Regions from separate parts of the Homo sapiens genome. Here region 1 is linked to region 2. Evidence: chromatin contacts called from ENCODE Hi-C data. All regions are on one chromosome and are shown on one strand. The core of a region is the stretch at or near the end of the contact, and the rest is flanking DNA. Distances in the headings are between cores, read along the strand shown.

Region 1 (3,588 bases), core at 728-3,227, 40 kb after region 2:
CAGGCCAGCCATAGCCCACACCCAGGTGGCTGACAAGAGCTCGCCAGATCACAGGGCCACCTTCCTGCCTGAGAGCTGGATGCCCTCTGCATCTTCCTGGGCTTTACAGCACATGGGATCTGTTTACATGTGGTCTCCGCAGACTCGTGTCAAGATCCTAAGTCAGTGAATCCCGAGGGAAGCAAAAGGCAGGGGTGGAAGCATGGTAAGGAGGTGTAAACACCCTTTTGTAAGCCCCATGGAGGGGTATAGGCTTCAACAGGGAGCAGTTTAAGATACTTTGGAGATTGACTGTTTGGGGTTAAGTGTTGGCTCCACTACTTATACTCATGTGGTTTTAGATGCTTTTCTTAATCTCTCTGTGCTCTGGTTTCTGTAAAATAGTAATAAGTATCCTATTTAGTTATTTTGAGGACTAAATAGATAATTCCAGCCCTCCATATCCCTGGGTTTCTCATTTGTAAATTCAACCAACTGTGGGCCAAAAATATATGGAAAAAAATGGAACGTGTACTCAACATGTACAGACATTTTTCTTGTCATTATTCTCTAAGCAATGTAGTATTCAGCACTATTTACATAGCATTTGCAGTATATTAGGTATTATAAGTAGCCTAGAGATAATTTAAAGGATGTGGGAAGATGTATGTAGGTTACATGCAAATAGTACACCATTTTATATAAGGGACTTGAGAATTTTGGTAACTGAAGGGGCTCCTGGAACCAATTTCCCATAGATACAGAAAAATGACTGCATATGTAAAAGACTTAGCAGTGAGCCTTTTATAAATGGTTGCATTAGTATTAATAAAGAAGTAAATAACACCTATAAATAGTTACCCAGGGTTTCCCGGATTACAGCTGCTATGGTCTGAATGTTTAAGTGCTCCCAGAATTTATATGTTGAAACCTAGTCACCAGTGCTATAATATTAAGAAATGGGGCTTTGGGAGGTGATTGGGAATGGCATTAATAGCACAGGAACAGAAAACCAAACATGTTCTCATTTGTAAGTGGGAGCTGAACAATGAGAACACATGGACACAGGGAGGGGAACAACACATACTGGGGCCTGTCATGGGGAGGGGAGGAGGGAGGAACAGCATTAGGAAAAATAGCTAATGCATGCTGGGCTTAATATTTTGGTGATGGGTCTATAGGTGTAGCAAACCACCATGGCACATGTTTACCTATGTAACAAACCTGCACATTCTGAACATGGACCTCGGAACTTAAAAAAAGAAGATAAAAGGCTTGAGCGAGCCTGTTTGCCCCTTCCACCATGCGAGGACACATACAAGGCACCATCTATGAGGAACGAGCTCCCAACGAGCTCCCAACAGATGCTGATTTTGCTGGTGTCTCGATCTTGGACAACCTCCAGAATTGTGAGCAATAAGTTTCTGTTGTTTATAAATTACTTAGTCTAAGGTATTTTGCTATGGAAATATGAAGGGACTAAGACAATAGCATATAAGAATGCTATCCTGATTTCTGGACTTCAAATTACTTATAACATATTTGGCACTCTCAGCCAGATACAGGCCATATTTAGGCAACACTGAATGAGGAAAGTTACTTACTTGCCCACTCCCTTCTGGAGAGTGGGACGCAATTATCAATTGTGTTGAAATTCTCCTAGATATTATATGAGGTGTCTTTAACTTGAGACTTGCATTAGTCAGGTTTTGATACAATGATTCTGCATAACAAAGAATCCCCAAATAGCAACACATACTTGTTTCTCATTCACAGGTCTATGAGTCAGCTATGACTCTGTGGTGCTTTGCTGGCCTCAGCTGGACTTGGCTTCAGGCTGTAGGTTGGGTTCATATCTGATCAATGGGGCTCTCATTCTGAGACTCAGGCTGAAGGCCACCTGAATTCTACTCTTCTCACAGTGAATGAGAAGCTCATAAGAGTACATGAGGACAGTAGGAAACTTGCCATGTGTCTTAAAGCCTCACCTTGGAACATGCTGTCTCCTCCATCTATGTTCTATTGCTCAAAGCAAGTTATATGGCCAAGTCCAATGCCAGTGGGATGGAAAGTACACTCTGTTCACAGGACAGTCACAGCAGTGGCAAAGCGGGAAGGAGGAATCATGGACAAATAATAAATACTATTTATATACTACAAGGATCTATAAAAATAACAAAAGAATGAGCTGAGAAGGACTGAACTCACATTATGGCACAGACTTAGAACAGTTTAGCAAACAATAAACTGCAATTGCATCGTGTTTGTGTATTCTAAACTCACAACCCAAACCCCTTCAAAATCTAGTCAGACAAAACCAGCAAATTATCCGTAAAGATGCATGTGCACATGTACCCAGAGGACTTATGGTGCAAAGCGCATACCCAGCATTAACCATGACACCCTTCTAGTCTTGCTTACAAAACCCCTCTCACCAAGGCTCTGGAGAAACCCTAGCCAGAAAAGGCAAGAAGAAAAGGCCTGGGTCAGTTCCCAGCTCACTTATAAACCTTCCTGATCCAGACAGTGCTTGGATCAGAGCTGATCTGCCCCTGATGAGGAATTTTTAAGTCTCTCTCTGCTATTGTTTTCAGTTGAGCGCAATCATCAACTGAACACCTTTTATGCTGGTCCTTTCTGTCATTTTTGGCTACTGCACACATATATACATATTCAGGGATGTCAAGTGGGGAATTTCTCTTTCAAATGTTCAATACATAAATAATTACATAAAACAGTGAATGAGTATCTGCAAAAGAACCTGCTGTGGAAGCCAAGGGACTACAGGTGGGAGACAAATGAATTCTGACTAGCACTTTCAGATGATTTCCTCACACTCAGCAGTCCTTTATCTGTGATTACTTCCTGTGTCCTGCTATCACTTTCCTGCTCCTCCCCTACTTTTTTATCTGCCCCAAAGCTAGAGTTTGAAATTGTCTAATAATTTCATTCACTTATACTTACATTACTATTTACCATCTAAATGAGTTAATTGGCTCCACTTGGAACACTGACATTCTCTTTCAGTTCCCTTTTTTTTTTTTTTTTCTGGGCAAAATCATTTGCTAGCTTTATCCTTATGGGTTGAAAAGGCACATATTCCACCCTGGGAGGAGGCCATTTCCTGTTCATGGAACCTGCCCGTCCTGAGTGTTCACTGGAGAGGCGGTGGACTCACCCCCTTCTCAGTTCAAGGACATACTCGGGCTACTTCTTTTCCAGCTGGTAGATACACAGGAAGATACTGCATCTCATGGACTAATGGACTTTCAAGTCAGCTTGGGGGGGTCACATCTGTTTTATGCAAGCAGACAAGGTGAATTATTGAACTAACAGCTTTCTCAGGTATGGGCTCTGCAGTGTGATTAATTATGTATAATGTGCACTCAGGCAAAAAATGAGGTGTTTAAAGGCTGCTGGAGTCATTCCACCTTCAAACAAGGAAGAGCAAGCTGAAGACTTTTGTAGTGTCTTACACTCACCCATGGTGGCTGAATTGATAAGAGAAGCATCAGACTTGTCAGGGAGAAATAATGTGGTCTCCTCTGTTTTGGAGTAGTGTTTGTCCTCTCCAGATCCCTTTGTAATTTTTGTCTGACTTTCTTTTGC
Region 2 (3,635 bases), core at 590-3,089:
AAAACTTGAGATTTTAATTCTGAAAAATGACAAGTTTCAAGTGGGCCAGAAGGAAACAACAGGGAAAAGGAGCAAATGCTGATGATTATTCTGACGTTGAGTTAAGAACCCGGACATTCATTTCTTTAAGGGGCTCTTTCTGGCTTTACAATCATGTTGCTACACTGGATTTATTTAAACCAGTTGAATGACATGAACATGCATCAGATCCATTTTTATTATGGTCCCCTTTCAGATTAATTTGAGCAAGCTAGCTTGGAAAAGGTCAATGTGGTGGAAAAGGATGAGAAATTTATATTTAGAGAAACTTGAAAAGTAGGAAGGTGTTTCAGGTAGAGGGAGAGCAAATCTCCTGGTAACAAATAGCTGCATACCTGGGGCTGCACCATAAAAGGTGCAGGCTGAAGGGCAAGGGTGAAGCTTGTAGGTGTGAGATGTGGCTGGGAGGTGGGAGTGGGGTCTTAGGGGGCTGGGGTCTTAGCTCCTTGTCATGTCACATGACTAGGTCGCATCTGTCTAGGTACTGGGCTAAATAGACTGAGGTGCTTGGAGCTAGATGTCACATCTGGGGAATCTTAGGTCCTGTCCAACTGCCTTGAGAGTGGAGGAGGTGCCAAAATCTCCATCACACATTCTCCACATGGCTCCCTGGTGGGCTGAGGCACCAGATGGGTAGGTCTGCTCCAGCTATGAGTGGTGTTAAGCAACAGAGTGATGTGACCAGCCAGGCCTTTGTTTCAGTGAGATCAGTGACTGCAATGAAAGTGGATTTCCAGTCAAAAGACTAGGTGGGAGTCCCCTGAGATAGTCCAGGTGAGAGATGATAAACCCCAAGACCACGAGGTAGGAAGTAAAAAGGGGAGAAGTTTGTGACAGATTGGATGGTGGATAGGCCAGTCTCTGGCTTGAGTAACTGGGTGGCGATGATGGTGCCAATTTCCCACAGAAGGAACACTGACAAGGGAATATATCTACAAGAATTTCTACTGTCAATCAAAGTGTTTTCTGCTAAGCTGTATTTGCTTTAATTCAACAGACATTCTGAACATTAGGTTTAAGACATGGTCCTTCCGCAGACAGTCACGGTGCAGGATGAATGGCTTGTGGTACGAACCAGAGGGCCATACCACTGGCCGTGGGAGCCTCAGGAAGCCCCATTTGAGGTTTTCTGTTTGGGAGAGTGTCAAGAGTGCCAGAGAAAGTGACTACTGAGATGAGTCTTGGTAGAGGACTAAGTAGCCTTTACCTTTGCAAAGATGTGTGTGTGTGTCTATGTGTGTGTGTGTGCATGTGTGTGTGTGTGTGTGTGTGTGTGTGTGAATTTTCAGGAGTGGAGTAGTCTGGGCATTTAAAGAACAGGTAACTAAGTAGATAAGGAGAGAGACAAACAGGCAGTGTGGGTGTGCAGGGAACAACAGGCTTTGGGTTCTGCTGAGGTGTAACAGATTCACAGAACTTTTTTGAGCTGTGACAATGCAACTTACACACCCTGGGAGGCTTTTTCAGGCTTCCCTTGGTTTCTAGTGGGATCCACACAAGTAGGGCTTGAGGCATTTTGTTATAAGACACCTTGCCTCCTGCACCAGGCTGTGTTTGTGTTTCCTTCATCTGTCTTTTGAGCATCTAGAGAGGGAAGGGAAGGAAGAGGCTGCTAACAAGAGCGTTCTTTCTGACCTTCAGTCTTCCACTGCATGAAGACAGGCATTGGTTGCTTTAACAGAACTGTTCCAAGGTAAATACATTTCACCACTGCTTTTGTTGACTTGCTTGACTGTAGGCTGATGGATAGAGGAGGCTTAGAGTCTAAACAGCTGGTCCTGCTAGTGTCGCCAGCTCGGGTGACACCTATGAGTAAAACGCCAGGAAACACAGCTTGCCCGGAGTTCTGTTGGAACAATTCTGTCATGTTCTAGCCACTTTGTGTCATAACCTAGCTTAGGCCTTAAAAACTTACATAAGCTACTTCTCTGCTTCTTCCAACGGGAACTTGGCTAACTAAGTTATTCCCCTGAGAAGTTTCTTCAGCTGTGAAATTTGGGGCTTAAGGAAATGTTTGTAGTGATGAAAAAGATTCACCTTGGCTCCAAGAGCGTAAATACCATTTATTATATTGTCATTTTCACCACGTTCCTATATGTAAGTTAAAGAATCAGATCCTGAACAGCTCCTTCTGGCTCCAGTGGTTAGGGGGGCACTGGGGAGGAGAAGGAGGCAGCAGACTGGCTGGGTTCCCTCCATGCCAGCAGGCTGCCTTGTGACAACGTGAGCCTGCAATGCGTTCCGGTCTGACCCCTTGTGGGCACTTCCGTGAAGAAGGTGGTTCAAAGGGCCCTCTCTACTCGGTATGAATTCCCATTTTGCTCTTGAAGACAGTCAGGCCAGGGGGATTCTGTCTTCCTAAACTTATTTGCTCACTTCACTATTTCTGAGAACAAACAGGCAGTCAGAAGAAAATGAAAGCTGGAAGGAGAAGAGAAGATTCAGGTTTATCCACAGCATCTACCATTCCAGACACACCCCAGGAACCTTAGAGGGAACACAGGACAACTGGCTTGATCGCACTGAAAAGCATTCTCCATTCTGTTTTATGGGGTGATGCTTGAGGAATATCTGCTTTCATAGTCAAAGCAATGCAGCCTAAGCAATGTCATTTCCATGATGATCCACACACTGTCCTGATCCTGTGATTTTCTGAGATGTATTTGAAAGAATTTTTCTGATGATCTGTGAACATGCAAAGACACCCGACTCCACCAGGCCCTGGCAGGAGAATTTAGACCCCAAACCAGGGTTGACTTGCCTGTTGAGAGCACAGTAACTCAGAGCAGGATTGCCTCACCCTTTCTTTGCTTTGTCATGGAGGTTCAGGCCATAGAATGGTTGGGTTGCTTTGGTTAAAGAAAATAAAGATGGCAGCTAGAAAAGCCTCCCGGTGGAACCAGAACGTCCAGCTGAGCTGGGAGGTGTTTGCTGTGCCTGGACTGCTCCGGAGGGTCAGAGTGGATTCATCAGTTTCTCCCTCTTCTTTGGGAAAGGTCAGCAAAGAAGAGAAGGCATTTTCCATACAAATGAAATTATTTCCAAATCTGTTATTTATTTCCTTTGGTTTTAAGTAGGGGGAAAAACTGTAAAAATGTCAAAGAACAATATGGTGCACATTTTAATTTTTTATCATAAAAATCTTGGTAAAATAATTGTTTTCAAAAATTTTGGAAATCTTGTTTTATTGGATTCAAATTCTATCTAATTTCACTTAATAATTGTAAATTATTTTTACAAGCTACTTTTTTTATAAGTAGGTTTCCAGTGCATATATTCTGAATGCGATTTTGCAAAGCAAAATTTGTTTTTCTTGAAATCGGTTCCATGACTTATTGTTCATATCATTAGGCCAATTTGACTGTTTTGTGAGAGCGAGTGTATTGAAATGTTTGCCTAAATAATGTGTATGAATATTATCAACCCCACATCACTTAACATGTGTTATCTTTATAGCAGTAATGCTTGCAACTTCATTTGTTTCTTGCATCGTTCATTTGTTAGGCTCCGAGCCTAAGTACACAACTCTTTTTACTATGAAATAAGAGGCCCAGTAGGAGACAGGGAGAGACTGTGAGGCAAACAGCAAAGATGCA

Evidence for each region. Hi-C counts contacts between places; a loop is a spot of excess contacts on that map. Pooled maps may share reads with other maps.
Region 1: a map of gastrocnemius medialis shows a loop between it and region 2 (2.3-fold over the local background). The contact joins two enhancer-like sites. A Hi-C loop is called at or near these places in 1 of 168 maps with a recorded cell type or tissue (gastrocnemius medialis) and 1 of 50 pooled maps.

What each region holds. Positions count from the first base shown.
Region 1 is chr7:34,196,539-34,200,126 of GRCh38, forward strand. No RefSeq gene overlaps it. Among named protein-coding and RNA genes, the nearest start is that of BMPER, 290 kb to the left of the region's middle. Within about 2 kb of position 1,978, at least 2 of the 41 ENCODE cell types and tissues checked have a DNase peak (open chromatin) inside an H3K27ac peak, as active enhancers do; they include gastrocnemius medialis, where a contact is called at or near this core.
Region 2 is chr7:34,156,677-34,160,311 of GRCh38, forward strand. No RefSeq gene overlaps it. Among named protein-coding and RNA genes, the nearest start is that of BMPER, 250 kb to the left of the region's middle. Within about 2 kb of position 1,840, at least 5 of the 41 ENCODE cell types and tissues checked have a DNase peak (open chromatin) inside an H3K27ac peak, as active enhancers do; they include gastrocnemius medialis, where a contact is called at or near this core.